Regions from separate parts of the Homo sapiens genome. Here all the other regions are linked to region 2. A link is a loop called in an ENCODE intact Hi-C map of the cell type or tissue named here. Cell type or tissue: MCF 10A. All regions are shown on one strand. Each heading gives the region's core, and the rest is flanking DNA. Links, peaks and the distances in the headings are about the cores only. Region 1 has its middle 31 kb from the start of ARHGAP32. Region 2 holds the start of LOC399975 (a long non-coding RNA gene). Region 3 overlaps ARHGAP32 (Rho GTPase activating protein 32).

Region 1 (11,043 bases), core at 1,515-9,514, 56 kb after region 2:
TTAAAAGGAAGAATCAATTTTGTTACCTTTTAAAAGGACTAACTTTTGGTTTTGTTGATTTTACTCTTATTTTTTTCTGTTCTCCATTTCTTTCTGCTCTGATACCTTTACTATTTTTATCTGCTTGCTTTGAATTTAGTTTGTTCTTTTACCAGTTTTTAAATTTTAGGTTATTGATGTGAAATCTTTCTACTTTTTAAAATACAGGCATTTACAGCTATACATTTCCTCTAAGTGTGGCTTTCATTACATCTCATTAGTTTTGGTGATTGTGTTTTTGTTTTCATTTGTCTCAAAGTATTTTCCTATTTCCCATCTGAATTCTTTTTTGACCTATTATTTAGGAGTGAGTTTAATTTCCACTTACTTGTATATCTCTCAGATCTCCTTGTTATTAATCTCTAATTTTGTTCCATTGTTTTTAGAGAGCGTAGTTTGTGTGATTTCAGTCCTTTTAAATGTATCAAGATTGGTTTTATGACCTACCACATGTTCTATCCTAAAATGTTCCATGTGCACTTGAGAAGAATGTATATATTATTGTTGTTGGGTAAAATACCCTGTAGGTGTCTGTTAGGTCAGGTTGATTTACAGTGCTGTTCAGGTCTCTATTCCTTGTTGACCATTTAATTATTTTATCCAATACTGAAAGTGGGATACATGTCTCTATTATTGTTGCATTGTCTATTTGTCCTCTGAAATCTGTCAGTTTTGTTTCATGTATTTTGGGTGTCTGTTGTTGGATGTCTGCTACAAATTTACCTCTATCATTCTAAAGTATCCCTTGTCTCTAGTAACAGTTTTTTTCTTAAAGTCTTATTTTGTTAGATGTTAGTGTAGCCATTTTCATCTCTCCTTTTGGTATTGTTTTCATGAAATAGCTTTTCCATCCTTTCACTTTCAACCTATTCATGTCTTTATATTTAAAGTGTGTTTCTTGTAGAAAGCATATATTTGGATCATGTTTAGTTCAGTTTTTTTTTTTTTAAACTGTCAATGTAATGTTTAATTGGAATATTTAGTCTTTGTACATTTAATGTGGTTACTGATAAGATAGGATTTATTTCTGCCATTTTGCCATTTGTTTTCTATGTCTTACGTAATTTTTTCCCATTTTTCCTCCGTTATGGCATTCTTTTTTGTTAGATATTTTCCAGTGCATAATTTTAATTTCCTTATCTTGTATTTTAGTATATTTTTTGAGTTATTTTGTTAGTGGTTGCCCTGGGGATTATAATTAACAATTGAAAATTTAATTTATAACACTCTAGTTTGAATTAATACTCACTTAATTTCAATAGTATATAAAAACTTTGTTCCCATATAGTGCCTTCCCTTCCCCTTCCTTTGTACTGTTATTTCATACAAATTATTCTTTATACATCATGTACCCGTTAACCAAATTTATGATTTGCTCTGTGCAACAGTCTTTTAAATTAGGTAGAAGAAGAAAAGAAAAATAAAATATAAGCAAAAATACATTTATACTGTCATTCATACTTACCTATGTAGTTAGCTTTACCTGTGCTTTTTATTTCTTCATCTGCATTTGAGTTAATCTAGTGTTCTTTTATTTCAGTCTGAAGGACTCCCTTTATTATTTCTTGTGGGGCAGATTTTCTAACTACAAATTCTCTTAGTCTCTGTTTATCTGAGAATGTCTTAATTTCATCATATTTGGTGGATATAGTGTGTTGTGTGTCTCTTGTAGAAACATATACTTGGATCATGTTTTTTTCTTTTTTAACCATTCTGTCAATGGAATGTTTAATTGGAATATTTATCCATGTACATTTAACGTAATGACTGATAAGATAGGATTTACTTCTTCCATTTTGCTGTTAGTTTTTTATGTGTCTTGTTAACAATTTCTTTTTTCCCTTTTTTGTACTGGAAAATATTTAACAGAAAAGAATGCCATAATGGAGGGAAGAAAGGGGGAAAATGACATTGTTTCACAAGTCTTGATTGACAGTCATTTTTCTTTCAGCACTTTGAATACGTAATTCTACTGCCTTCTGGCCTCCATGATTTCTGATCAGAAACCAGCTGTTAATCTTATGGAGGATCCCTTGTATGTGATGTGTCACTTTTTTCTTGCTGCTTTGTCTTTGGATAGTTTGATTATGGTATGTAGGTGTGGATCTTTTTGAGTTTATCCTACTTGGAGTTTGTTTTGGATATACAGATTTTAATGCTTTTCATCAAAGTTGTAAAGGTTTTGGCCATGATTTCTTTAAATAGTCCTTCTGTTCCTTTCTCTCCTCCCCTCTCACTGTATGTATGCAAGTGTGCTTGATGGTGTCCTACAGTTCTCTAGGCATTGGTCCTTTATCTTCATTTTGTTTTCTTTCTGTTTTTGGATTAGATAATCTCAATTGACCTATCTTCATATTTGAAGAATTAGATAATCTCAATTGACCTATCTTCATATTTGAAGAATTTTTCTTCCATTTTCTCAGATTTGCTGTTGAGCCCTTCTAGTGAATTTTTCATTTCAGTAATTGTACTTTTCAATCCTGAATTTCCGTTTGGTTCTTATAGCTTTTTAAAAATATTCTCTATTTGGTGAAGCATCATTCTCATACTTTCTTTGCACAGTTTCCTTTAGTTCTTTGAACGTATTTAAGATAATTGATTTAAAATATTTGTCTAATACAGCCAACATCTGGGTTTCCTTAAGGTCAGTTTCTATTGATTGTTTTTCCCTCTATGTATAGGCCATACTATTTTATTTCTTGGCGTGTCTTGTAATTTTGTTGTTGTTGTTGAAGACTGGACATTTTATATAATATAGTGGGGTGGCAACTTTGAAAATCATATTTGGCTCCAGGATCCTTATTGTTGCTGTTTGTTGTTTTTTATTTGTTAGGTGACTTTTCTGTAATCTGTAAAGTTTGTATTCTCTGTGCATGGCCACAGAAGTCTGTTCAAATGGCTTTGTGGTCAGCTAGTGATTGTACAGATTTCCTTAAACTCCTGGGACCAGTCATTTTCCCAGTTTTTGCTGAGAGGCTCTTTGTGTGTGTTGGTACACTCCTTTAACAGTCATCCAGACATTTGATAACTTTGCTTAGCCATCACTTCCTTCTTGCACAGAGCCTCTGAGTCAGTCTTGTCCGGACTTCTTTGAGCATGTACACAGTTCTGAGCATACACACAGCCCTGTACATGTGAATAGACTTTGAGATTTTCAGGAATATGTCTAAACTTTTCAAAGTCTCCATGGGCATCTTACTTCTCAGTTTTTTCTTTTAAGCTTTTTCATTAGTGTATTTATCTTTGTCCTACTGCTTTCTACCATTTCAGGCAGCCACAACATTAAATAATTGCCTCAAAATACTTTTTTTCTTTGCAAAACAGGCTCTCACCCTTCACTCAGGTTGGAGTGCAGTGGCATGATCATAGCTCACTGCAGCCTTAAACTCTTTGAAGGTATCCTCCTGTGTCAGCCTCTCAAGTAGCTGGGACTACACGTATGCACCATCATACCTGGCTAATATTTAATTTTTTATAGAGATAGAGTCTTGCTATGTTGTCCAGGCTGGTCTCAAACCCCTGACCTTAAATGATTCTCCTGGTTCAGCCTCCTAGAGTGTTGGGATAACAGGCATGAGCCACCCCACCTGGCCCTCTAAATATTTTAGGCAAATGCTTGTGGGGAAGAGATTTTTTTTTTTTTTTTTTTTTTTTGCTCTAGCCAAGCTGTGAGTCAGGTCAAATAAAGACAGTCCAAGTAGCGTGTTTGAGGATGTCACCGGATAGGTTGATATAATGACAGTTCTCTGGGAATGAGGCTTTGAAGGCACTTAAAATCCGTTGGTGGCTGCCAGGCTCCTGGCTTTCAGTGGTATTATGTGTTGCTGGTTTTCATGGTGACTGTGGAGCTGCAGATCAGAGGGAAGGAATAGGGTAAGTTGAAATACCATTAAATTTGCTGTTCTTACGGAGATTCAGCTGTTTTTCTTGAAAAAATGTTCCATGGATTGCTGCAAGCTTTTAGTTAATTTCCAGAATTTTGAAAAAGTTAAGGAGAGAATTTTCAGAGGTACTCACTCTACTGTTTTCACTGATGTAATTCTTATGGCTGTTACTTAAACCTCAATAAATGTAGGTTCCTTTCCTTCACTGTCATTGGTTTGAACTACCAAGATTTTAATACATGACCATTCTGTTTTAGATATTTTACAATCTGGATTTAGATCCTACAAGCCTTCTGAAATTTGAATCTCTTGCCATATATTCCAGCCCAATTCTGAGAATTCTGCAACCATGACAGAATGTGGATGGTGTAGTGCATAGGACATTGGTGCTGACATCTGTTGTCTTTACTGCTTTCCTGTCTGAATGCAAAACCTCAGTTAATGGACAACAGTGCACTTAGATCAGCTGTTTCTTGGTTTTTATTTCATTATTTCGTCATCACCATGGAGCCTATCAGCTCTTCACTTGTACTCAAGAAGAAAGCCAACAAGTGAATTGAGTTGGTATCTTTTTATTTCCACCCTGACGTTTCTGGTACTGCTTCTTCATATTTACTTCAAGTAGTCCCAAAATGTGATTTAAGTATCTTATCTGGGCAGATGTCTAGTGGATTCTTTCTTTGGCTGAAACTTTGTTTCTGGTGAGTATCATAGACATTATTCATCTTAATTGCTTAATGTTCTTTGGGAAATCCTGGCATGTAGAAATCTCTTTGGCTCTCTCTGACAGGAGTATTGAATTTACTTTTTGTTTTGCTGTGGATCAGCTGTCTTTTACTTCTTTAGCTGTTTTTTAAAAATGAATATTTGGTATTTAAATTGGTATCTAAACCAGATCTTTATTTTAGATTTTTAAAAGGTTAGTGAAAACATCTGTATTCATAAAAGTAAGCAAACATCTTTTCCACATTTTTCTCCTAAACTATGCCAAGATTATATCTTGAAAATACACTAACTTTCTGTTTTCCCACTACCATTCCTGCCATCACCCAGCCTTCTGCCACCCCTCCCTAGAGTCTATTTCACTGCCTATTATATCCGTCCTGTGCTGCAGCACTCAGTCATGAATTGTCAGGACAAAAGGAAAATGTAAGAAACAAATAAAAGCACTCTTCAATTCCACTGGTACCACAGCTAAGCTTTATGTAGTTGGCTAATGATAAATTTTGAACTGTTTAAACATTCCAAGCAAGCTAGAGGTACAGAGTAGCTAAAATTCAGTCTACTTATATTTGTTCAGTAAGGAAGCCACTAGCCATATGTGGTTATTGAGCCCTTGGGATGTTGCTATTCTGAATTAAAATGTGTACTGTAAGTGGAAAATTCAAGCTGTGTTCAAAGACTTAGTATGAAGAAAGAATGTAAAATCTCATTAATTTTAGAATATTGATTACACATTGAACTGATAATGATTTGGATGTATTGAGTTAGACAAAATATATTACAACAATTAAGTTTACCTTTTAAAAAAGTTTTATTAAAGTAGCTACTAAGAAATTTAAAACAATATATACCACTTGCATTATTTCTATAGTATGACACAGCACTGCACTAGATCCTTGCTAGTCAAGGGGATACTGCAATATCCTTTTTCTACCCCCAGAATACAGCATCTCCCGACTCCAGCCATACTCAGTCAGAATCTGCATTTTAGTAAGATCCCCATGTGATATCTTTTTACATTAAAAGTTTGCAAACAAGAAGTATTGCACTATTAGATTGCTGCAGGATGAACAGATTTACAGGAAAAATTTTGCATAAAATCAGTTACCAGAGAGGTTGCACTTAAAGAGTACTAAAAAGTAGGTTGTGAATGAGAACAGTGACAACAGGTTTTCCCAGGTGTATTTCTGTTTAAACTCTTGGAAACGAGGGTAACTATCTTTCTCTTCTCCCTTTTGCTATATCAGTTTATTCCCTGGATATAACCTTTCTGGACCATGCAGAAATTTATTTCCTGTGAATTATTTTTACACTTAATTAGGGTGTAATTCTACTTAAAATTTGAGAAAACTTCCTGTGTCTTGTAGTGTAGCAGGGCATAGCTTTTGGCAATTAAAACATCAAGGTTGAAGTTCTCCGGCTTTTTTACTTAGTAGCGTTGTGTCCTTGGGAAAGTTGCTTAACCTGTCTGAACCTATTGCTTAACCTGTCTGAACTTGGACACTGAAGAAAAAACACTAAGATACCAGCTTTCATATACTTGCTGGTAAAACTGGACCAAGTTAATTATCACTTGGTCTCTTTGAGGGTTCTGTAACTCTTAGGTTCACTTGTCACGTTTCTTCTTGATGAGGGAATATGCTTTAGAGTAGCAAAAGAGACCAGTACTGCTTAAAATATTTGATCAATGCTGAAGGTAAATGAATGCTTCAGATGCTGCTGTTTCTTCATCCTGTTGCTCAGTAAACTCCAATAGTAGCTATAGTTGTCAATATTTCAGAAGTAATTGGTCCCACAGTGCCTATCTGCAGGATTCTTTGGGTCCTGCATATTCACAATGTCCCTGAGTAAAGAGGGCCAGTGACTCAGTGAGGTCTTGGAAGGAAAGAGAAGATTCGAGTGTCCACAAGTAACATACTGTGGGTACGTCCAGGAGGAGCAGAAAGAAAGAAGAGGGTTGGAGCATAGGGTCCCATTGCCTACTATTTAAAAAAATTTTTTTTAGAGGCAAGATCTTCTTCTGTCATCCAGACTAGGGTGCAGGGGTGTGATCATAGCCCACAGCAGCCTGGACCTCCTGCCCTTGCCCACTATTGGCCTCAGCTTTAGGTTGAGGCTCTCCTCCGGAAAGCCTGTTTGTCCTCTACTGCTTGTACTCTTCCTCATTTCTTCAGTATTCACCATTGCAGGATGGGTGCAGAGAGCCCTGGAGTTTCTGGGGCGCAGCTCAGGACTGGGATTGGTTCCACTCATCTCTGCTGCCTATGAATTTTTACCATAAACACACACACACACACACACACACACACACACACACACACACACACACACACACAGTAATGACAATTACAAAGCTTGTTTCGATTGTAATGGGGTTTTAGGAGGGAGCAAAATTAAAATGCATATTTCAGCCCACCCCTTCCTTTAGAAGTCTAGTTCATTGTCTGATTTCTTTTAAATTTGTTCTTATTCATTAATAAATAGAAGTTTGTGATGTTTAATTGACATTAAAAGTTCTATTCAATTAAAATGGATATGGTGGTTATCTTATTATTGTCTTTGCTAGAAACTTTGCCTCCTTAAAATAAGACTTCATGGCTTCGCATAGATTTTATTTTTGCGGGCAGTATCATTTTCCAGTTTTCTTTATATCATACTGGGAAAATTATGTGTCTGAAAATATCGGTGTCCTCAGCTTCCAGACATTATTTCTTTCATTTTTTTCTGTAGACTTTTTTTTTTCCTAGTTAGAATATATAGCATCTTCTGAGCTGTATTTGAAACATCGCTTCACATTAGAATCACCAAGGGAGCTTTTAATAAATAATGATACCCTCTCTTTATCCCTAGAGAATCTGGTGTAGTTGGTGAGATTCAGGTTTTGGTATGTTTTAAAGGCTCCTTAGGGAATTGTAATGTGTAGTTAGACTTCAGAACTGTTGTGCCATTGAATTGAGTTTAACCTGTAAAATAGTTGTAAAAATGAATAAAATATAACTTGGAGCAAATATGTTACCATTACAGAGTCTACACAAAAACAGTTACTAGGCTTTAATGTAAGAGAATCACCTACAAGTTCTTAAACAGTGCGGCTTTCTGAGTCTTAACTAGTTTACTAGTTCTAGAGTGGAGCCTAGAAACCTGCATTTTTAATTGCTTTGCAGGTCATTGTGATGCAGATGGTTCACAATCCACTGCATCAAACCAAACTGGATTCTAATCAGAGGGTATGTGTTTATTGAGGAATCTGTATCTTCTCATGTTGAGAAAACTTGACCATGGCAAGTAAAAATTTATGTATTCTCCTGTACTTGGGGAATATGTACTCTACTTAGGTTTTGGACAGTTTTTGAGTGACCTTTTGTTTTCTGTTGTACTGATGCATTAAAGCTAAAATATATGTATTTTTCCATTCCCCCTTGCTTCCAAAGTTTATTCACGGATTTTCATTGTTAGTATCAGTCACACTTAGAAAAATTCTTAGTTCTGTGCCGTATACAGACCCTTCCTTTTGCCTTAAAATTTAACTGTGTTGATTTATCTTTTTTTCCTCCCACATTCTCTGTGCTCCTGGACACTCCAAATGGTGAATAAACATACTGAAGGGATTTAAGCTACATTATCTCAGTTAATGATATTCTGGTTTAAAAAAAGTTGATCCATTCTGGAGAATGTTTCAGATATAGGGAAAACATATTCATTGTTAAGTGATCTGGTCTGTCTGATCTAGTTTTCTAAAGTAATTTATGCAAGTGCTATAGTTTCAGGAACCTCATTTGCCCAAAGTAGAATTTCTTCTCACTTTTTGTCCTTGAGCTTTAGGGTAGAGAAATGTGTTTGAAAACTGTATGGCCAGGTTTTATTTTTTCATGTCAAGATGGTTATGGATTATTCTGCTTGAAGCCTGGCAGACTAATTATGTGGGATTGAGAATGAACATTGTGTGTGTGTGTGTGTATGTGTGTAGTTAATGTGAATATTAATAACCTCCAGATGTTATTTTTGTTTGTAAGTAGGAGCATGTCTCTACTTTTTTCACTCTGGGAGACAATTGTGTGGCAGAAAAAGTGCTCTTGTGAAAGCGTCAGGCAAGAAGTCTTAAGTGCTTATCTTTATGCATAGTATGCTAATGTTACTGAAATTATAAAAAATGAGAAAAGTTTGAAAAATTACTGTAGAAATATTTCTGGGCCAGAAAAATAGAGACTATGACCAGCTAGTCTGAGAGATTGCCAGACAGTGTGATTTTTGCTGGTTTGCAAGACTTTAGTTCTCTACTCTTGTGTGCTGCTTATGTGAAGCATAAATTGCATGACAGATCTCAGAAACAGCCAAAACATTAGTTTAAATTTTCTCGTTTATCATTTGTGAGGATAGGAATACTAGAAAAGTTACCAAAAAGGTGTCTCAGCTTGAACTCAGTAAAACAGAATGGAAGGAAAAGATATGCTTTGTAAATTCATAACCATTTTTATCATTGATAATTACAACTATCTCAATAGCATGGATAAAGAATGAGAGAATGATTTTTGTATATATAGTCCTAGGTACTTGCAACTGAAATTTGTATTTATTTCCTGATAGGAAAAAAGCACACCTTTCAAAATAAAGGTATTTCTATTTGAAATAATGCCCCAAATGGGAGAAGAATTCTAAAAAGTCAGCGATCAGGTTCTCAAGATCATAATCTGAGGTTGAAATCTAATTGAATGCAGCACCTCATCCCAATGTGGCCCAATGGCTGGTTGATGTAGGGTGGCTGTCTCTCTTGCCCTTTCTCAATTCTGAAGGGCCATGCTGACTTTAGTGCTCCCTGAAGGGTTGGCCGTGGCTCTCATTGGGTCTGCAGTGAAGTTCATCTGTTCAACTTCTTTCTTTGCTCAATTCCTGTTTCTTCTCCTCCTTACAACAGATGTTCTTCTCACCCGCACTCCCTCATTAACATTCTACTTGACAAATGTGTCAGAGTCTGCTTCCTGGAGAATCTAACCTGCAGTATCCACCTTGTGTTACTATAAGGTTTTACTTTTTCATTGGCTAGGCATTGTCATCCTGAATAGTTTTGTTGTTGTTGTTGTTTTTTACATTCAGCACTGGGTGGAAGTTCTCCAGTGCGTCAGACGCTTTCATTTGGAAAATATTTTACTCAGGCTCCTTTCCCCCGTTCTGTCTTCCTTTGGTATGTATTCTGTCCCTTTTCTGTCTCATCTCTCCTGCCTCCTTTTATAGTTCTGACATTGCCATTTATATTAATATCAATTTATATCTGAGGAGATCAGGGAAGGGTTCTTAAAGGAGATGACACTTGAGCTAATTTAGGACAAGTAGGATTTTGTGTAGGGGGCTTTGTGTGTGTGTGTGTGTGAGATTAGCTGCAGTGGGAGATGGAATGCATTGAAGGTGTAGGGAACCATCTCTCTAAAGAACTTGAAACAGCTTGATAAACGTGGAGAGTTATAAACAGTTCCTATGACTGACAGAAGAAACAATGTTAAGTATAGAAGGACCAGGGCATGTTTATCATTTGAGGAAGTTTGCACTTCATTAGCAGTGGGCTACTATCGATAAGTTTGTCTTATGTTCTCAGGATCAGCTTTATAATAAACAGATATTATTTAACGTATTTAATATTTCACAGTATATTTAAAGTCATGAAATGATATTTAAAAGGTTTTGAATTTGCATAAAGCTAATGACTTAAGTGTCAACAGATTTTAAAAGTAGATATCACAGTTGGTTTTGATGTTTTACCTGAGTCTGCACAGTGACAAGAGCAACTTACAAGCACTGTGTAGTTGGTACTGTGTTAAGTCCATTGTGTACATTGTCACGCTTAATTCTCCCAGTGTCCTTCTCAGTTTGTTCCTATTAGTCCAATTTTGCAGGTAAGAAAATTGAGGCCTATGTTAAGTAGCCTGCCCAGGGTCCCACAGTAATCACCACGTTTGGGATTTGAACTTAGGTTTAAACTCACTACCAAGCTAGTGCTTTTAACTATTTTGCAAAGCTGACTTCAGTGACGTGTATATGTCTATTTCTTTGACTGGTGTATTTATTTCAAAAATTAGAATAATCCTTGAGGAGTATTTCAAAACTTGTTTTCTTAGTCATTTCTTAAATAAAAATCTTCAGAAATCAGAAATGGAGAATAGACAGTACTGAGCTTTTTACTTTGAGTATATTTTTCTAGAGGAGGTATAAAGACATCTCAGGCAGTTCTGTGATTCATGATATATAAATTACAGAGTATATATATACATGGTTATAAAAGTTAGCTCTAGAAAATGCTCATAGAAGAGAGATATCTTTTATACTGAACTTTTAAAAAATAAATACTGCCTGGGATTTAACATCTTCCTACCACTTAGGCAGTGTTAGATTTTGGCAAGGCATACCC
Region 2 (11,043 bases), core at 1,255-9,254:
TTGGAAAGTAATAATAATCACTGTTCACTTGCAAAATTCCTTTCTTCTAAAACATTTTTATAATAATTAAGTCATTCTATCTTTATGATACCCAACTAAAGAGGACAGCGGGCAAGCCCATTTTACAGATGGGAAAACAGATGTTAATTGCCTTGTCCAAGACTACATAGTGAGATAAGATAAAAAATGAAAGGGAAACTTGTCCTCCTAAAATTTATGTTCTTTCTCACCATGGTGATTATTTCAGTTTGGATTGAGAAGCCAATTCATATAATTTGGCTTTTTCTGTGCCTTTAATTTCTACATATTAAAACCTAATTGCAAGGTTAGACTGTGATTTTGTCCTACGGGCACTAAATTCCTCATGTAATATGTACCTTTCTCTGCTGAATCTTGATATTTTCTTAGATTTTCAGTATAGTTTGTCTTGATTTGACTTGCAGTGCACTGCAAATGATATAATTTTATTGTGGAATATATGAGGCTGGAGGGCTGGGGAGAGGTCAGAGCTGAAAGTACAGGAAATTTAAATTACATAATGTTACACTTTGCAATTGTTTCCACTTGTACTAAGTATAAAGATAGATCCATGGCAATACACAACAGCAGGTAAGAAGTGTGTATAAAGACTTTGCACCCTGATAGTACCATTTATGTATTCATTTGGCATAAACATACCCATTTGTGAATAAACAAAGTCCAGGCCCTCATGGTGCTTACATTTTAGGAACAGAGTCCAATAATAAATATTGATTACACAACATAATCATGTAGTGATAAGTGCTATGAGAAAAAAAAGAAGCAGAGTAAGGGGACAGAGAAGGCAGAACTATTTTATATAGTAGTAGGAAGGTTAATTTAAAAGCCAGGAAGGTGGAGTCTTCCTGGCAGGTCTGAGAAACCTCAGGAGGGAGGTGGGTGTGGCTGAGGCAGAGTGAATGGCAAAAGGTAAAAAACTGAACTGGTGAGTCAGGGCTGAAAGGACTTGAAAGGCTGGGAAAGGACTTTGGATTTTATTGCAGTGTGATTAGAAGCACAGGGCCCTGGAGTGTTTTGGGCAAGAACAAGGACATTATCTTACCAATGCTTTACAATAAATTCTCTGGTGGCTGTGTAGAGGCTAGACCGTGGAGGGGAAAAAGTGGAAGCAGGGTGATGGTTCGTCTGTCCCAGTCACCCAGGAGAAAGATCACGGGGAGGGCAGACATGGGTGTTCGTGGTTAAGAGAGAAGGATGCGATTGGCTTCCGTACCATTTGAAGGTAGGCTAAAATGAACGTGGTGATTGAAAGGAAGAGATATTTTTTGTCCTGTGATGAGGCAGACTTGGAGGAATCAGTTTTGGGTTTTGTTTACAATATGGAAATCAAAAGTTCTGTTTGAGACACATTAAGTGGGAGATATTCAAATGGAGATGCCTGGAGGCAGCAGGATATAAGAGGGTGGAGTGCTGGGGAGGGGCCAGGGTTAAAAGTAGAGGCTACTTAAAGCCTTGCTGGAGGATGCTGCCTAGGGTGGCAGTGTAGAAAGAGAACAGGAGGGGCCCACGGTCAGAGCCCTGGGGCAGGCAGCAGATAGAATCACAGAGGAGGCCAAGGACCCCATTCAAAAGTGGACATGTCAATAGGTGGAGTTGGTGTTAAGGTTTAAAGACTGAAAAAAAAAATTTCATAGGAGAATAACACAAAGTTCTGAATTACTATGATAGAGGTTCATGATGAAAATGTGATAGGGAAAGGAGAGAAGATGGAAAGTTTATCATTTCAATGAATGCATCAGGGATTAATAACATCTCAGTGAACAGCAGTACTGGTGTTCCTTAAAATGTTGCCCATGGTAGTGGGCATGGATTCCATGTTTACAGGGGCTGTTTCACGAGCGTCAATATTAGCAAGGAGTATGCTACAGACAGACAACACATCTTTTTTTGACATCTCTTTTTAATAGGGACACAATATGCAGCTGGCGCTTTGGCCAGGAAAGAATAAATAAGCAAGACAATGTCAATTGTCGCTTTGGGAAAATTCTGTGTTAAAATTCTCTATGAAACCTGGCCTACTTTCAGCAACTTTTCTCAATACAGCTGTTGAGCATTCTCAATTTGGGGATGCAAATAAGCTTCTTCTCTCTCCCTTGCTCAATTCCCAGGCCATCTTTCAAACTCAAGGTTAGGTACGTATTGCAGTCCTCTGTGTGGCTGCCCTCGTCACTGGCCCTACTTGTCTGCACCGTGACGCTGCTTCAGCGTCTAGAGGGGACTGCAATGCAACAGATCTGAGATGCCAGGAGTGAACCCAGATGCTACCTCCTGGCAGACAGCAGTGCCAAGACTGAGAAAGGAGGCCAGCCTGAGGTCTCCAATAGCTTCGGCAAGAGGGGGAATTTGTTTTTTCCCCTCCCCTCCTACCCCTCACCTTGTACATATTGAATCAAACCATACATAAGCTACACATTCAGTTATTTAACATTGGACAGACTTTTTCTTGTATAAGGAATGTTGCAATTTTTTGTGATTTATGTATTTAATCATTAAGGGTGTTATTAGGACAGAGGTAATTGATTACAAACATCTGAAACGCCAAGGGCAGATGGCTGCAGAGTTACCCAGCAATCACAACTTCCAGTTCATATGCAGGTTTGGCAATAATAACTAGGACACAGGACATTTGGACAGTGTGGCCCAAGGAGAGGGAGTGCTGGCTCAGAATGAGGTTAAGGAGCATCACCAGCACCCTTGAACTTGCTCAAACACCTCTAATCTTTGGAAAACACACATGGCATCCCTTTGTTCTCTTCTATAAACTAGATATACTACATATAAGGAGAGAAAGTTACCAAAATGTTTAGAGGCTCTAAAGTAAAATATCTGTGTCATCCAATGTATGCATAATCCTAGCTCTTTTATATATTATGTACCTCCACCACTTAACCATAAACCATTTAACATCCATTCAGCTGCTGTGGCTGACTTTCAGGGTGCGGTGGTGAAACTGTGGGATGTGAAGGATTTCTGAAAAGAATGCATATTGTCATCGAGTAGCCAAGAGACTGGGGCCTTGGGCAAAACTTGCTTCTCATAGTGACTTGGTTTTCTGTCCCACACGACTTCCTCTTGCTATCACAGGATGTTTGTGTTTAATGCTCAACAAACCCCTAGAACAACAAAAGCTACCTAATCCATACCTGTCCCTCTCTGGCAGAGATGGCTCTCTGTGGCCCAAAGATGAACCCCAGGGAATTGCTGCAGTTTGGTGAAAGAAGAGTTTTAAACTATGGCCTTATTATGCTGAAGTCGAAGGTCTCTAGTTTTTGTTCTTTACCTTGCTGTTTCTGTAGCACTTAGGAGGTATCCATGAAGACCCTTATGAATCTCAGGTGCACCTGACTATTTCCAGCAGAGGGCTGCCATGCATTTATTTCAAGTTGGCTTCTTTCAAATTTTCCCATCCTAGTTTGTGCTTCTAGGCAAATCTTCTCATTCCATCCCTTCCCTAGTACTTGTTCTTTAAAGCAACTTTGATTACACTGAAGCTGGAAGAGTGGGATTATTGTGCATGTTCACTCTCTAATTTCTCTCCAGGATGTGGTGAAATCCTGCTTCACGTATGCCCTTGACATTCTGCTAATCGCGGTCAAGGCCACGTTTTATATTCAGTGACTCCCACTGAAATGACTAAATGCTGAGTGGACCCAAATTACTGCAGTGACATTAGATGATGCAGTATTTGGCATCGGTAGACTTGAGAATAAGAGTGAATTCTGTAGGTTAATCACCCCCAACATTTATTTAGATACCAAACTGAGTCAGAAGTGAAAGGTACACGCTTGAAAGAAAAAAATGAAAATAGAACGCGGTAGAATGTCAAGATATCTTTCCTGTATTCTGTGACACAGATGGTCGTTGCAGGTGGAAGTGCTGCACCGCCTTTGGGGGCTGAACAAAAGGAACAGGGGAAGCACCAAGGGCAGTGCCATCCACAGGCAGGGGGTTCCCAGGGAGCTCCTTCCCTTGTCTCCAAAACCTCTTTTCAGTCTAGCCACGCACCTTCAGTTTGGCCACTCTTTCACCCTTTCTTGTCCTTTCTCTCCCCTGCCATGCCACTTTCAATTTTCTGGTCCATAACTCTGAATGAAGAAGCCAACTGAAGGAACTTTTAGGCCCCCGGATTCCAAATAATAACCGGGGCGCGTCCATTCTAGACCCAAATGTGCAAGGGATGGAGAGGCGAGGATCTTCCTGACTTGAGGCAAAGCCCCCTCTCCTCCGCGGCGCGGTGACAGTGTTCTGGGGGTCAGCTGGGAGTAGAGAGGAGCCACTGCCGTAGTCTCGGAGGATGCCTCTTCCCGGTGCTACTGCTGCTGCTGCGGCGGCGGCCGGTTTTTTATTTTTGCACCGCAGCACAATGCCGGGGCCGAGGCAACAGCCTACGTCGGGACCTCTCAGGCAGCGTCTCTACCCACTTCGCGTTCCCTGTCCCCCAGTCCCCTAGGGGCACCCGCCGAACGCCCCTCGGCGCCCCACCGCAGCGCACGTGCGCTCCCGGGACAACAGCAGGCGAGGCTTCGGCGCGCCCCCGCCCCCTCGGCCGCGCGCGCGCTCCGCCCGCCGCCCGCCCTCCTCGCGCGTGCTCGTGCCCGCGGCCGCGGCGGCGCGCCTCTTCTCCCCGCTGCGGGCGTCGCGGGTGCAGGAGGAGGCGGAGCGGAGGAGGCGGAGGCTGGGCGGGCGGCGGGCTCCGGCGGGGGCACGCGCCGGCCAGCTGGGCGGGGGCGCTGCGGGGGCGGCCCGAAGGCGTCAGGGTGAGAGGCTCTGGAGCCCGAGGACCCGCGTCCCCGGGGGCCGACTCCGCCGCGGGAGGGCGAGCGCGGTGCGTGCCGGAGGTGGGGACTTGGAGGCCGCGGCCCGGCGCCCCCGCCCCCGAGCCTGACGGGGCGCGAGGCGGGATGAGGCGCTGGCGCGGGGGACGCCCGGCCGAGCCCCCGCGGCTGCCCTCGGCGGCCAGGCGCTAGGCTCGGCGGCGCGGGCGGCGCTCGGCGGCGGCGGCGGCGGGCGGAGGGCGTCGGGCCCGGCCCGCGGAGGGCAGACACGGAGCGGCCAGCGGGGCGCAGGGACGCCGCGGCGGCGCGGCGGGGCCGCGGGGCTCGGTAAGGCGGGCGCGCGGGAGGGCCGGGGGCGCCGGTGACGTGGGCAGGCCCCGCGGGGAAGGCTGCGGGGGGCCTCTCTTTCCTTCTTAAAATATTCTTTTTAGAGTGAGGGTTCCGGATCGCATGCTCCCGGAGGAGCCTCTCGGTTGTCCCCCCGCCCCCGGCCCCATCTCCCCGGCCTCCCGGGGCGGACGGCGCTGCGGGCCCACCGCCTCCCGCGCCCGCGCCCCGCGCTCCCCGCGGCCTCCGCGAGCCGGGCGTTCGGACGGCGTTCTGGCCTGCCGCAGCGCTCTCCGCCCCGGGCCCAAGGCGGGCGGCAGCCGCGACTCCTGGGAGCGGCCGAGTGGGGGCTCCAGGGACACCGGCGCTCCCGGAGGAGCCGCGGGAGCGTTTCCCTCCGCTGCCCGCGGGCGACATCGCGGGTCCCGCCCCCAGGTGTGCGTGGGCCCCGCGGGGCCAGAGGTCTCTGCTCCCTTAGGCTCCCGTGGAGTTCCCCCCTCGTCTTTCCGATTGACTGAAGTTGCCGCTGCATGTTGGACGACGGTGGTGCATTAGTGCCTTTTTTCCCCCTCGCTTCCTCGCCACCCCTGTACCTTGGTTTCCCGTTTTTTGACTTTATCAAATATTTATGTTAAAGATTTTCTTAAGCAGTACACAAGAAACGGTAGGGAGAGAAAATCAGACTTGGTTTCTTAGCTTTAGTCTACCTTGGACCTTTTGTAGCTTCACCTTCTGTTTGTGAAACTTGAAGATGGAAGGAAGGAGGAGACCCAAGCAGAATGCTTGGGATGCAGTTTAATAGTCATCTTTTAGGAAATAGAATTTGGATAATTATAATTTTGATCTGAATGCAGAGTTACAATCTGTCTTTAAAATGCTTGGGGCACTGCGTGATGCTACATGGCTAGCTGGCAGCTGGGCCATAGCATTGTTGTCAGCATCTCTTTTATTTTCTATTCTTTCAGAGTTTTATTTGGCACAGATTTAGACCTTTTAAGTCAGTCTGAATGGGGATAACTTTTCTGATACATTGGTTGCTTTTGTAAACATTGTCTATGTTTGTATTTCTATTGGAAGAAGAAAAAGCAAATGGTGCTGGAGTGCGGTGGCTCTTAAGAGTCTCCACAGTTTGCTAGTTTGAATCAGTGACTGGATTTGTTGTAATATTTTTGAGTATTTATGGTTGTGACTCAATATATCCTTCCTTATTGGATACATTGAAGTCTAACTGAGAATCGATATTTGTTCCTTGGACTTGAGTGTGAAGGAAAGAGAAGCTTTAATTACTACTACAACATGACCTCAAAGTTTTTCAAGTACTCAATGTTGTGTTTTCTTTTTAATGGGGCTGTTTGTGAAGATGAGGCATTAGGATGTTGTGATTTCCATTTTCAGGAATGTCTGGAGTCTGAGTCATTCTTGGAATTGGATATATGGTGATGCTTCATAGAGCAGGTGTCTCTATGGAAATGTCAGGTTGGAATTGTGTTTAAGCCAGTTATCTTCGTACCGTGGTCCCTATAGCAGTCCGTGTATAAAGCAGCACTTTGGACAGAGACTTGTCTGGACACAGCTAAGGTGGAAGCCCAGTTTACTGTATGATCGTTCACATTGAGGTGGGTGACAGGGTGAAGTAGTGGGGGAGAAAAACATAAGTGGGACAGAGAGGAAATGTTAGTTGGAAGAACCTTCTCCAGTTATGTAACTGTTTTGTTTTCTAGGGAGAGACTAAGAACCAGCAAGACAGGCTCAACTGTCTTCTTTAGAGCCTTTGATGTTGGTTTGAATTCCAGTAGTTATGTTCCTTCTGTGTTCATTTCCTAACCTCCGTATCATTTTCCAGTCACCAAAAGCTTTTCTGAAGTTGGCCTGCGACACTAATGGCAATACATTCATCTCTACTTTCTCTCTCTCTCGGTGCTATATAAACGATGTTTTTATTGTTGCTTGTTCTCTCTTGACTTATTCAAGTGTTTTCCTTCCCAAGCTGACCTGAGTATATTATCTGCACACTGTATGTTGATCGTAGACGCATGTAATAAATGTTAAGGACTAGGCATCTGTTTTCTTCATAAGGCTGTGGTAGCAGAAGAATGAAACAAAAAGGAACTTAACATAGTTGAACTTTTAAAGAGTAAGACTAATATTCTTGAGAATTTTTCGGATTTAACCCATGATTGTGAAGTCCAATGTCCATGGAAGTAGTCAGGAGGCAGCAAGGACTTGAAGTTAGGTTGTGGTTGCAGTTCTGCCCCATAGTAGCTGTGTGACAGCGTACCTTCCTTGGACAAGTTATTTACATTTCTGAGCTTGTTTGCATTTTATAAAATAGGGATCAGAAGGCTTGCATTGTTTTTCTTACAGAGCTGTGAAGGATCAGATGATAGAAAGGATATGAAAATGCTCTGCAGAACTGTTTTTAAATATGTAAAGTATTGTCATTACGTATAAACTTAGTTACTAACCTATGTTACCTGGTAAATTGGCCTAGCAAACTCTTTTAAATGTTGTAACAGAAATTTAAAAAACATGCATATAAAGGCTGGGCAGGGTGGCTTACACCTCTAATCAAATGCTTTGGCAGGCAGAGGTGGGAGGATCCCTTGAGGCCAGGAGTTTGAGACCAGTCTGGGCAGCATAGAGAGGCCCAGTCTTTACAGAAAATCAAATAAAAACCATTAGCTGAGTGTAGTGGCACACACCTGTAGTCCTGGCTACTCGGGAGGTTGAGATGGAAGGATCACTTGAGCCCAGGAATTAGGGGTTACAGTGAGCTATCATTGTGCCACTGCCCTTGAGCCTGGTCAACAGAGTGAGATCCTGTCTCAAAACAACAACAACAACAACAAAAACAGATAAGGAATGAGAACGTGTTAGATTTCTTCTAGTTCCAAAATTCTGTGCTCTGTCTTATTTAGAAAATCCACCGGTAGTACTTGCAATTTTGAACTCTCTGGAATTTTCAATTACTTGGAGACAGATCAAATTTATTGAGACTGTGAGCTACTGCTGCTGCTGCTTTTTAAAATTTAATAGAGTCAGGGTCATGCTATGTTGCACAGGCTGGCCTCCAAATTCTGGGCTGAAGCGATCTTCCTGCGTTGCCCTCCTGAGCAGCTGGGACTACTGGCCTGTGCCAAGGCTGGACAAGACTTTGAACTTCTTTAAAGTATCAGTTCACAATACCAAAGGAGGTTACAAGTTAATGATTTGTAAGAACTGTTTAGTAAAAAATATTTTAAATTTGTCTGCATTATTTAGGGAAGGGATGGGCAAACTGTAGCCTGCAGGCCATATCTGGCCCATGGCTAAGAATGATTTTTATATTTTTAAATGGTTGAAAACAATCCAAAGAAGGATAAAATTTCATGTCATGAGAATGATATAAAACGCAAATGTCAGTGTCCTTCAGTAAAGTTTTGTAGGAACACAGTCGTTCATTCTTGGGTCTGTGGCTACTTTGGCAGTGCAGCAGCAGAGTGGAGTACTTTCATAGCTCGGCCTGCAGAGCCTCAAGTATTTATTATCTGGTTCTTTAAAAGAAAAGTTTTCCAACCCCCGATTTAGGACTTAACTTTTTTTTTTACTTTAATTAGCATATGTGCTATTTCCTATCATAGCCATTATAAGGTTAAGAATCCTGGAAAGGTACTAATTTTTGTTTTGGAGCCAGATAGACTTGAGTTCACATACCAGCTATGATATTTATAAACATTGATCCTGGACAAACTAATTAATGTCGTGGGACCTCAGAGATTTCCTTTGTGACCAGGGAATATCAGTAGTATCTACCTTGGAAGGTTGTAGTGAGGATTAAATGAAATGGTACATATTAAGGCTTAACACAATCTCTGACATACAGTAAGCACTCAGTAAGTGATAGATGATGATGATTAGAAACTCTAACCTGAAAGTATGCCTAAAATATTTTATATTACCATCACCTCCAGATTATAGAGTTATTTTCCTGAGTGTTATGCTGTTTGCTATAGAATTTTCTCCTTTGCTGAAACTTAGTTAACAGCTGATAAGCGGAATAACTTGAGAAATTTCCTGTATGCTGTAGTGTATTTTTATTAATCACTTGCTGACTTCAGATCATTAAGAATGGGTGGAAAGATACTTCTGTTTTTTATAGATCCTGATTCTTGATAATTTCCCGATAATGTTCTTAAGTTTATAAATTGGATTTAAATACCACTTCTATTTTGGTACTGGTACTGGCTTTTTTTTTTTTTTAGAAAGATGAATGAGAAAAGTCGGTTTTGATTAGGCCAGGGTTGGATAATTTTCCCCATATGTATATGTACTCTAAAGTCTTCCTTATGATTTGCATTAACATCTTTATGGCATGCTTCTCAGAGTTGAAATAATAAAAGCTAATTTTTTTTTTCTAAATAGATCTAGTTTACTATCCAGAGACTTTTATATTACACTGCTTTTTGAAGTATTTGATTTAAATTATCTTACAGTTGAGAAATTTGGTGTGCCTCTCAACTTCAAATGCTGGTTTATTAACATTAATCTCAAACTAAGAGTGAGCAAATAAAAAAGGCCATTGTTCTGAGTTAAACAAAATAGAATTGGGGTCATTGTGGCTCTTGCAGTTCTACAAACTGTACAGTTTCTTGGCCTTAGCTGATGCTTCAGTGAAGTGAGATGATCCAGAGGAGACAGGGGAGGGCACTGATGTTCCCACGCTGTCCTCGGTGGAACAGTGAGATGGAGGCAGAAGGGCTCTTCCACAAAACCAGGGAACAGCACCTGGAAAGGTGTTCTGATTATAGCACCTCAAAAAAAGTAGACCTAAAGAAGATGAGATGCGACAGAGTTTTCTCTTGAGGTTAAAAAACAAACCAAACCAGACGTTTCCTATCTGGAGAGATGAAGCTTGAGCAGGAATATTCCCCAAGGTAGTAAAGTGTAAGGATTTTATAAAGTAGATATTTTCAGTTTTACTGGACAAGGGAGGGCTAGTCTTGTATTTAAAGGAGATTGTTGTAGGACAAGTAAGAGGAAGTGAGAAATGGGTGTTTGGTTTAATTTCTCATGAGAAAAACATGAATCTGAATGTTCAGAATAGAAGTAAAATTCTGGCTTTCAAAACACAGTTGTTTTTTTTTTTTTGCTTCCGGCTATGTATCTATTTACTATTTTATTTTATATCCTGGATTATAATATACATAATATTGGAGGCTGTGGAGATGGAAAGCATTGAGAGGAAAAGCATGTGTGAACCATTCATTATGGAAATGTTATGTCCAATTTGTCTCTGTTTGAAAAGATAAGCATCATACTCTAGGAGAGAATCTTCTAGAAAATTCTATCAGTTTGCCCTAAAAATAGTAAAATCCTTATTTGGATTTCAGCCTTGTGATGTGAAGCAAGCCATTTGACTCCACTGCTTTTATTCCCTGTGTGTAGCATGGAAACAGTAATTCCTGTTCCTCCTTTCATTGGAGAAATATAGGTGGTTGAAGGACTCTTAAGATGAGTAGCATCTTCAGTAGCTGTGCAGAATATATCATGTGAAGTTCAGTAATTACCCAGGATATCAAACACAGACCAAAAAAGTGAAGCAACTTTTAACAGGAAAATGAGTTTTGAACCTGGAGTCAAGAGGACCTGGATGTTTGTCTTGGCTCTGTTGTAAACAGCTTGTGACTTTGGACAAGTAATTTCTGTCTCCAAAGGTCCAGTTTCCATTGACCTACCTAAGGAGAATCTGACAGACCTTCCTTCTTGTTTTATATTCAGTGGCCCTCCAGATTAAGTAGGAATAGCAATCCTGACACAGTAGGATAAGGGAAACCACATCTCTTTGTATCTGTGAACTGACAAGTATCCACTGAGTACATCTGTGTGTCTCCTGCCATGCTTCAAGCAGTGGAAGATAGATAGG
Region 3 (11,043 bases), core at 1,505-9,504, 140 kb after region 2:
GTCTATTCATGTAAGTAACTTAAGATGTAAGGCTTTCCTAAAAGTTTCAGATGGGAAATAGTTTTATTTCACTTCTTATAGTATGCTGTTCCTATCTGTATCATGATGCTTTCCTTATTGTATTAATCTAGTTGAATAGTAATGTCTTTGTCTCCCTACTAGGTTGTGAGCTCTTTGAGGAAGGGTAGGGGTCATCTTGTTTTCATTTTATTGAAGGATAAAGTTTAAAAGAGGATATAATCATGACTCTCATAGAAATATAGAATGAGCACAAGCCAAAGATATTTAACTCATTATTAATGAAAGAACAAGTCAGTTGTTAAAAGTGGTTCAAAGGAGAATTCAAAAATTACCATACTCTTATAGAGCAACCATTCTAAAATGCATGCATATGGATGTAAATCTGGCAAAACTGTTCTGTTTCACTGGGTACAGTTTGCATTTCTGTGGATAGGAATGATCTGTATTACTCTCATTTTTCTATAAGGCAAGTTCCATCTCTGCAGAGTTGTAAAATAGCTGAATCAAAAGACAAACAAAATCCCATACGCCTATGGAATCAGGCAATCCTCAGAGGTGCCAGCATTCCAGGGAAAGAACATTCAGTAACTTTTTTTGCCTCTTTTTCAATCCCCTACTTTTCCTACAATTTTTAAATCTTCAGTAAATCTGTATTGAATTTACTGAATGGAACAAAGGTGACATTAGTATTTCATGTGATGGTCTGTTTACTCTGTATTAAAATGTCATATGCTGTATACATATGAAATTACTGATTTCACTTCTGGAATCCACAGTGAATTGTCTAAGCACTTATGGAAAATACTATTTATATAATACATTTTAACATCTCATTATATTCTTATTTTATACTCTTATTAATTTCTTTATGTGTAAGCTCCTTGAGGGCAGGTGCCATAATCTTTCTTCTATTTAAAAAAATAAAGCATCACTCTGAATAAATAAGTGCAATGCTAGGTTGCAAAAGTGTGTAGTGAATGATGAAAACAGTATAAATGAGATTAGAGCCACAATTTTACTACCATTTCTCTCAAAAATCATACTGATTTTAAGCAATAAGTAAGTTAGGGACCCTTTTTTCTCAATAATAATCTAAGTGAAATATAACTTTGAGAGTGAAATTTTTTATTTAGGGAGCCCTTTATGGAGTATTTACACTCAATTCCATTTGGTTAATTTTTTAAATTACTTCAGAGATAAAAGGGCTTAAGTATTACATTTTTATTGATTTGTGTTATGACATCAGAATATTAGTTTTTTAATAAACATATCTAAAAAGGAGCTGGAAATTTTGGAACTTAAAAATTTAAGGAGTTTTATATTTATTATAGTCATTTAAAAATCAAAACAATGGTAAAAACCTAAAATGGGGCTCTATCCTTTTGTAATTTATGGTTATGTACTCTTCATAAATCTGTAACTAGATTCAGTATTTCAAGAAATCTAATAAAATGCTATAGTTTTTCTGAATTACTAAAAGTAAAATATTTACAGTTTACAGTGAGATTGTTTATCAATTAAATATTAGGCTCTTTCAGAAAATAAGATATTAAAATTATGAAGAGAAAGAAACCACGGAGAGTACTGAACCCTGTATATACTAATGTATGTGTAGCATATACAATGTGGATATGCTGGTGATGATTCATGTCCTGGCCAAGACAGAGCATAATACTGCAAGATTTCATTGCACTATTCGAAATGGCACACAGTTTAAAGCTTATGAATTATTTCTGGAATTTTTCATTTTACATTTTTGGACTGCAGTTGACTGTGGATAACTGAAATCATAGATAAGGTGAAATTTAGACTGGTTCTTTTTAACCCATCAACTTGTAAAAACATTTTCAATTTGAATAAAAGAAAAAGTATTTGCAAATGTTTTTTAAATCAGTATCCTTAGCTCTTTTATTCCTGTGTGATGTTTAACTGTTTATTTTGATTTATGAGTGAATTTTAATTCAGAGGACCTAGTGATGTTTATCATCTCAGTCTTTAAAAGCGGAATGTTTTATGTTATGTTGCTTTGTGAACCATCACAAATGTAACCATTGATTAATATGCAAAGCCCAGGTTTTGAATTTTTGCCAGTTTGTTTGGAGCTCTTCAGTAAACAACTGTTAAGTCTGTCTCTATCCTATCCTCTCCCGTGGTACGTCTTCTCTGGCTAAAGATTCTATGACTTCTCTGGCTAAAGATTCTGTGACTTCTCTGGCATGAATCAAGTGGTATTAATTATTGAAGTTATTTAATACGTTACTGAGAACTCTGATAGTTGGAGTCTATGAAATTGATAATTTTATAGGTCAAAATTTTAACAATTGGCAGTTTCATAACGTAAGGCCTATAACCGTTTGAATTGTTGAACCAATGCTTAAGCATGTGACTATTGTTAATCATTAAACTGAAAACTATATTTCAAGCATGCTCTTTAAGTTGTTAGGTGATCTGGATGTTGCTTTTACTGATATGATTTGTTGTATAGCCTTTCAAAAAATTTTTAAAACTTACAAGATATTCAAGGAAAAAACTACATGAAACATGCAGGTGGAGGGACAATGGTTCTTCTAGGTCTTACTTGGAGTGTCATGGTGGTCTAGGATCTTGCTATTTCTTCCTTTATTAGAAATTTTTCAAAATAAACATCTAGTTTGTGGTCTTTCTTTTCTTCTACCCTTCTTCTATTCATACTCTTTTCCCAGAATTTATATCATTTATATTTATAATATATCTTTAAATATTGCATGCACATTTTTACTAGTAAATCTAATGTACACAGAATTCAAGTGTAGAAAGAGATCAGTATCATTTTCTAGCAGCGCTGAAGACTGACAATAACTTACCATAATAAAGTACCTGTAAAGGTAAAGTTCTTAGAGTTTCATAGGAACCTTTGTATAAAATGTCTGGTAAAATTATATACATTGTTGGAACCCTGTATTTTTAGCGAGCCTTCTGAATTTAGGAGTATCTTTAATGATAAGGGACTGAGATGAAGGAAAGGATGAATCTCAGTTATAGAAAAGTATAACATTTAAAAGCTTTGCTAATATGTAAATGTGTTAATTTTAGGTTGATTAACCAGCTGTTGCCTAGCAGAGGAGTTGTGATTATTATGCTAATGGTGCTTTCTAATAGTTTTTTCCAAATTATTTTAAATATCGCCTCCGAATAATTTTTCCCTGTGGTTAATTGGCTCTCTGAGGAGATATTTTCTAGAAGTGAAGTTTAAGGCAACACCCTTGCTGCAGAAGAGCTAGTTTTATAATCACTTTCAGAAATCATGTTTTTTCCTTCAGTCTTCTCATCCTGTTGTTCCCACTCAAAATAGAGAATTGAATAAGAATAGTGATACAATTTACCCTTGGGGCTTATTTGATGGCTATTTCTGTGTTTGTGAATTACCAGCTACTGAAATTTACCTGTCACCTTCTTTGATTCCTGTTTCTGGTTTTTGGCACTTCCACATTGGTGGTGCTAGATAACACATGGGAGGATGTGTTCCTGAGCCTGGTCTGTGGTGCCCAGATATTAAGACATTAGGAAATATTCCCCATTTAGCACTATTTTTAGTTCAGAGCTCTTGAGTTTTCTTATATGTGAAGTGTTTTTTTAGTAAAATTGCTAGGCTGTTATCAAGTCTGATGGAGGTGCATAACGCTGAAAAGAATTTTGAGAGAAACCACTAAACAGCATTCACAGATTCGATTTAGAAAGTGTCTGTGTATTTTAAATAATTATTGCCATATTCTGTGGAGACTCATACCTGAACTCACAATATATAAACATGTAAAAGCCTAATTATTTTTTTCCTTAGTACTGTACAGTGATGATTTTTCTAAGGACCTGCAACAATTTTGAATAAGTAAAGAAAATTGTAGTTTGTTTTTAGCATTAAGTCTATTTTGTTATATCAAAATTCTTTTGCGGATATTCACACATGTAACTCAGTTATTTGAATTCCTTGTGACATACTTATTTTTTAAGAATCACTTTAGTAACATTGTTGTTCAAAATAATATAACACAGTTTTAATAAATCTATCTTTCTGATGGTACAATAGTTTCCTTCCATCCAAGGGGAATATGTTCCAAGACCCCCAGTGGATGCCTGAAACTGCAGATAGTAATGAACACTATATATACTGTGGTTTTTCTAGTACATATGTACTTGATAAACTTTAATTTATAAATTAGGCACAGTAAGAGATTTACAATAACTAATATAAAACAGAACAGTTATAATGATATACTGTTCACAGTTTCATGGATAGAAGGTTCATTCTTCCTGTAGATCTCAGCAGCCTCAGTGTATGATTTCTTTTCTTTCCTTATTAAGTTGAGAACTTCACCTTTTCACTTACAGAAGCACTTTCCAGCTCCTCTTTGTCATATCCATGTTGGCAGCATCACTCCTCTTGTGCTTTGGGGCTATTATTAAGTCAAAGAAGCGTGAGTTGAATACAAGCACTGCAATACCATGAGAGTTGGTCTGGTCACTGAGATGACTCCCAAGTGAGTCACCGGCGGGTAGTCCACAGTGTAGATGCACTGGACAAAGGAATGATTCATGTTCCAGGCGGGACGGAGTGGGGCGGTGCGGGACTGTGTGAGATTTCATCACATTACTCAGAACTGCATGCAGTTTAAAACTTATACATTGTTTTTTTCAGGAATTTTCCATTTAGTATTTTTTGACCGAGGTTGACCATGGGTAACTGAAACTGTGAAAAGTGAAATAACAGATAAAGGAGGACTACTTATTGGATTTCCCCTACATTGTCTCTGTTCTTTTTAAGAAAGGGGACAATACTTAGACCAATGGTAAAATCTTCTAAAACATGTCATTTCAGAAATTCATTATGTGTGTTTCTTATGGTTAAACTGCAGGAAACTGGCAGTCCTGTTTGCCTTTCTTGACAGCACAAATTTTGTATCAAAATCTCGTTTATTCAGTTGATTATATATATATATATATGCAGTTTTACCAGCATATAGACAGCTGCTATTTTTTTTTCTATTTAAGAGGCCAAATTTTTTTCCCCTTCATCACTATATTTTAAGCAGAAATGATATTTTTGTCACCATTTCAAGAAATATTTATAACATTAATCTAAAGCTTCTGTGACCTCTGTCAAATTCTGACTACAAATGATAAAGATAATACAATAAATAAAATTTGAATCTGTTAAAAAAAGTGAAAAGTGGCAAAAAGTCACTTTTTCCTCAGAATTATTTTCAGATGCTTTTTGTTAGCCTTATACAGAAAGAACACTTTGATCAAGTCTTATTATACTTTCCCCATGCATATTTTAGTGGTTTTTTTTTTTCCTTTAAGAAAAAGAGCAATCCTGGTCCACTTTGATAGCAGCATATACTTAACACTGATTGCATTTTGATGTCCTTTATGAATGTGTATTGGGTGATATTATTTCTGATTTTCCATGGCAATTTCAGATGTTTTATTGTTCTTAATTATTAACTACTCATTTTGATTAGTAGTTTGCCTTTCATGACAGTACAAATTTAGTATTGAAACCTTGTTTATTCAGTTGATCTCATGTATATAAATATACATATGTATGTTATTTGACTACGGTGCCTTGTCAAAGTATGAGAGCGTTTTATGTAAATGAACCTGTACTGTATATGTAATTATGTCTGTACTGTTCAGTAATTAATGTCATAGATCTGGAGTTGGGACATCCTACCTTCTGTCTGCTCTGTTCTCTACTGTAGGAGGCCGATCCTGGCAAATAACATTTCTCAGGCTCCTTTGCCAGCAGGCTTTTGGCTCGGTTTGGCAAATGGGAAGCACACGTGGAAGACAGGAGGGCGGAAAGAGGGGAAGAGCCGGGGTATTTCTTCCTCTCTTTTTCTGCCTTGAGAGGGGTCTCCACTACTGTTCAGATAGCTTATATCAGATAACTCATAATTTGGTTCAGTGATTAACAAAAAAATCTTTTTTACTACTATAACATGGGCAAATTTCTTCATAGAAGCATTTTTATTCTTGTTCTTTCCTGACCATAAATATGAATGCCTAGCTTTGCACATTGTAGTTATATAGATTATCTAATCTCATTGATTTATGACAGGTTGTTTTACATTTGCAAATGGTTGCTGTAAGTAATACGCAGAGGAGGAAGAAGCTAGCTTGTGACTTTCTCTTTCTCTCTTTCCTTTTTCTTTCCCTTTATCTCTTTTGCCCTTTCCCTTGTAAAAATAAAACATACAGAAAAGTGAAAAGAAAAAAAAAAGAGGCTTTCCCATAATCCTATTTCCCATGGTGGTGAGATTATTTTGGTATAGGCTTTTTACAATGCAGAGAGTTTTTTTTTTTGATTTTATATATTTTATTTTTAATTGTAATAAAATACACATAGTATTTACCATCTTAACCATTTTTTCTTTCTTTTTTTTTTTTTAATTATACTTTAAGTTCTAGGGTACATGTGCACAACGTGCAGGTTTGTTACATAGGTATACATGTGCTGTGTTGGTTTGCTGGACCCATTAACTCGTCATTTACATTAGGTATTTCTCCTAATGCTGTCCCTTCCCCATCCCCCTACCCCATGACAGGCCCCGGTGTCTGATGTTCCCTGCCTTGTGTCTATGTGTTCTCATTGTTCAATTCCCACCTATAAGTGAGAACATGCAGTGTTTGGTTTTCTGTCCCTTGCAATAGTTTGCTCAGAATCATGGTTTCCAGCTTCATCCATGTCGCTACAAAGGACATGAACTCATCCTTTTTTATGGCAATGCTGAGAGTTTTTTAACAGAACATCCGTATAAGCACATTTTTCCTTATACAAATGTCTTCAAATGGTTAGTTTCAAAGAATATTGCTTTGGGATATATTCTCCTTTCCCATCATGTCTGGGAATATGATTTTTAAAATAATTATGGACAATATACAATTTTATATTTCCTTGCTTTTCCATTTAAACATAAGCATTCTACCTGATTATTAAGGTGCTGTGCAGTGCAGGTGAAACTTCATATTCCCTATTGTATATTATGGGAGTTGCCATAGGTAAAGGAATTGGCAGTTTCACTGGAAGGAAAATATCTCTGAAAAAGACTGGCTAGTGGACACAGTGGTAGACACCTTGGAAGGGGGAATTAAAAAACGTTGCCATGGAAAGGGAAAGGAATTAAATTTTCCTCCCTTTAGGGGGAAAGAGTGTTGTCTTGAGAACTGCAGAATGGGATGTGGAACAGATTGTAGACTTCACACTTAAAATGCAAGATTGCCAGGGAGATAGGAGAGCTGGTTATTGAACTGTGTCAGATCTGTGTACCTCCCTCCAGTTACCTATCTCACCTGCAGAATTTGCTCCTTCCTCTAGGATTTGCCTTCAAGTGCATAGCTTACTCCTTTGAGGAAGCCTTAAGAAGGTGGTTTGGGATGGTACTGAAGTCATTGCATTCAATGGGGTCCTGGGAGTGCTGGGAGGCAAAAGCTTCTGAGGCTTTACATCCCAAGTCCTGGGAAAGAGTTTTACTTCCATGAGAGATAAAGGAGCATATAAAATCTGAGAGCACTCAGAAATTCCTAAGGTCTTAGATGTTGTTAGTATTTGTTTTTTGTTGAATATGTATAAGAAATTATCACAAGCTTAAGGGCTTAAAAGAATACCCATTTATTATCTCACAGTTCTGCATGTTAGAAGTCTGGGCAGGCTTAACTGGGTTCTCTGCTCAGGGTCTCCTAAAGCGGAAATCAAAGTATTGGCTGGGCTGGGTTCTCATCTGCAGATTCTGTTGGCAGAATCCAGTTCCTTATGGTTGTAGATCTGAGGTCCCTGTTTCCTTGCTGGCTGTCATTGTGGGAGGTGTGGTGGCATAACTTTTAGGGGCTGCATGAATTCCCTCTCATGTGACCCCCTCAGGCTTCAAAGCCAGGGGTGGTACTTGGTGCTTCAAATCTTTGACTTTCCCTTCTGCTACCAGCTGGAGAAAACTCTACTTTTGAAGTGCTCATGTGATTAGATTAGGCCTATCCAGATAATTTTTATATTTTAAGATCGACTGACCTGGGATTTTAATTACATTTGCACCCTCTATTCTCAGCAGTACCTAGATTGATTGAACAACCATGGGGTGGGAATCTTGGGGGGCAAGGGAGACCCTCTTTAGAATTTTGCCTACCACAGTCTTACATGTTTTCTCTGGTATTTATACTTCATAATATATTTAACGTGATAACATTGATATATTAGTTTGTTTTCATGCTGCTGATAAAGACATATTCGAGACTGGGAAGAAAAAGAGGTTTAATGGACTTACAGTTCCACATGGCTGGGGAGGCCTCACAATCATGGCGGAAGGCAAGGAGGAGCAAGTCATGTCTTAACATGGATGGCGGCAGGCAAAGAGAGAGAGCTTGTGCGGGAGAACTCTTTATAAAACTGTCAGATCTCGTGAGACTTACTCATTATAACGAGAACAGCACAAGAAAGACCCGCCCCCTATGATTCAATTAATTACCTCCCACTGGGTCCCTCCCATGACATGTGGGAATTGTGGGAGTTACAATTCAAGATCAGATTTGGGTGGGGACACAGTCAAACGATATCAATTGACATTTGTCAATGGAAATTACAGATATTTTAGAAATTTTAATTTCACTAATATACCATAAAATCGATTGGGCAGGGGAAGCATATATATAATCTGTTGTTGTTGATGTTAAATGAAAATGTTGATAAACATATTTAATGACTATACAGTAATAGGACATATTATTGCTGTTTAATTAATAAGACTGAGTTTTGTTATATATTTTTCATTTAGATTAATACCTTTATGATGAGTTTTGCTTTTTCTTTTTACTATTATTTTATAGGGAATTACTTAACTAATTAATATGGAGATTCCCAAATTACTTGCCAAAAGGGTTTTATTAATTCATATTCTAATAAGTAATGTTTAGCGACTTTTGTGCCATTGTTTTCAGTCTTAGAAAGTTTTAAAATATAAAATTTTGATAAGAGGAAAGCTATTTCTCATTGTTCTAATTTTTTATTTTTAAAACTTCATTGTTTCTGAACTTTTTATATGCCTGTTTTAGACATGGTAGGTTTTGTGATAAAAATCCAGTTCAAATTCTGTGATTAACACACTATGCAAATCTCTTCTTTCTTGGTCTCAGTTTCCTCTTTACAGTGGAATGTCTAAATGAGTTATCTTTCAACTCTGTGATTATGTTGAACATCTCTCAATACGCTATTTTGTTTTCTTAGTTAAAAATTGGTAATACTCATTGGTGTTCTGTTAATACCTGTCAGTATGGAGTTTATAGTGTTTTGAAAGGGTTAGACACATAAATAATATGGAGAGGATGGGCTTGTGGTGGGGCTGAATGTAGAAGTAGCCAGCTTTGTGGTTCTGTATCAGAACACAGTGTGTTAAACTACTTTTAAGTCAGTTTACAGTTACCCAGTCAATATTAGCACTTTGAATATGGGACCAAGATAACAAGCTATTTGAAAGATTCTTTAAAGGGTCTGTACAGTGGAGGAATGGTAGAATATTTTTTTGGATTAGGAAACAGTGAAGTAGACAGAATAAAACATTGCTAATTCCTAGTTTTGCAAGTTTTCCATATCAAATTGTATTTTCCTGAAATGGATGAACTGTTCTCTATGTGGTTTAACTGGTTCAGATTATAGGGATACAAATATTTCCCTTGTTAGAGATGCTCTACTTTTTAAGACGGCATTGTTCTTTTTTTTTTTTTTTTTTTACCAGTAAGGGTATACTTGTGGCTTATATTAAGCTTGTGGTAAACTATAGATCTCAGATCTTGTTACATGAATTCTTGTCAAACAGTTTGCTCCCCATCCCCATACTTATATAATTGAATTTTGAATTTAAATTCAGGGCTTCAGTTTTTATTATTGATAAACTTCACATTCATTTGGTTTGTCTTGGCAGCTTTTAAAAATCTCTTTGAATTCTGTCACTCAGTTTGTGAATGTCCATTTCAGTTTTCTTTTATCTATAAATTTGATAAATGTATGTCATATATTTTAATGTGCTTTTATTAAAATGTTAAGAAAAGAATAAAAAAGCCCTGTGATATTCTACCTCCTTCCTGCTGCATGTTAATGTACAGTAATTGACACTGAACATTCTTTAGTATTTAATCAGCTTCAAATTTAACTGTATTAGTATTGAATTCTCATTTTATAATCTTACACACGTGTATCATAAAACACTATATGCTGTGCCATAATCAAGATTTAATACATCATCTGCATGTGACTGTCCACTGTCAGTCTAGCTGCCTTATTTAAACACACAGACACACACCCTCAAAAAAGAAATGAATATGGGTTTCTCCTTAATTTCTTCGATTTTATATTTGTATCTCTTATGATTAAAACCTTAGTTTTTAGTGACATTAACAACTATTTGTTTGCTTTAATCGTCTTCTTTTAATAGTTTCAGAACGATAATGTCACTATTCCCAAACAGTTTGTTTCCTTTCATCTCTAGGACATATCCCACTAGGAATATATTATTAGTACTTTTCTTCACTGTCATTTGAGGTAATTGTTCTCTGTGTGCTTAAGGTACCAACTTATAATTAAGTTCATTTGTTTTATTTGTTTTTTGATCTTAGGGATTGCCCTTTCATCCCATTTTAATTTAATTTAATTTAATTTTACAAATACTTATAACACTTACATGACCCCAAAATCTGAACTACAAAACTGAGACATTCAGAAAAATCTTCCATCCCTATCTCTTTGTTCCCTCCTAGGTAAGCATCTAAATTAGTTTTTAGTTTATCTTCCCATTTTTTTTAAGTGTAAGAAAACACATATATATATTTTTATATTTACAGTCTTTTAGTTAGAAGGTAACCTGTTTTTGTACCATGCTTTTTTTTTTCAGTTCATATATACTGAAGACTACTTCATAGCAATAAATTGAAGTATTCCTCATTCCTTTTATAGCTAAGACTATTCCATTGTGTGGATGCAATATAGTGTATTAAACTGTTTTC

Evidence for each region. A loop is a pair of places that touch in the nucleus more often than their neighbours do. Peaks named below come from ENCODE experiments on the same cell type or tissue, not always from the same donor. Only the 100,000 strongest peaks of a DNase experiment are listed, where the experiment ranks them.
Region 1: a loop joins it to region 2, with 3 times the contacts of the local background. A loop is called at or near these places in 7 of 110 quality-filtered maps.
Region 3: it touches region 2 in a loop (4-fold over the local background); 12 of 110 quality-filtered maps call a loop at or near these places.

Annotation. Positions count from the first base shown.
Region 1 is chr11:129,217,419-129,228,461 of GRCh38, reverse strand. It overlaps a transcript of ARHGAP32 not described here. Among named protein-coding and RNA genes, the nearest start is that of ARHGAP32, 31 kb to the right of the region's middle. In MCF 10A, for the core only: no CTCF peak of the experiment used is centred there; a DNase peak (open chromatin) is centred at 4,621.
Region 2 is chr11:129,273,244-129,284,286 of GRCh38, reverse strand. LOC399975 (a long non-coding RNA gene) reads left to right here and starts at 1,123. Exons shown (of 2, transcript NR_145484.1): 1 at 1,123-1,261. It also overlaps a transcript of ARHGAP32 not described here. RefSeq lists an enhancer at 755-1,256. In MCF 10A, for the core only: a CTCF peak has its summit at 4,821; a DNase peak (open chromatin) is centred at 4,666.
Region 3 is chr11:129,137,028-129,148,070 of GRCh38, reverse strand. The region is part of intron 2 of ARHGAP32 (Rho GTPase activating protein 32); the gene reads left to right. Among named protein-coding and RNA genes, the nearest start is that of ARHGAP32, 50 kb to the left of the region's middle. RefSeq lists an enhancer at 4,130-5,329. In MCF 10A, for the core only: no CTCF peak of the experiment used is centred there; DNase peaks (open chromatin) are centred at 1,660, 4,550 and 5,790.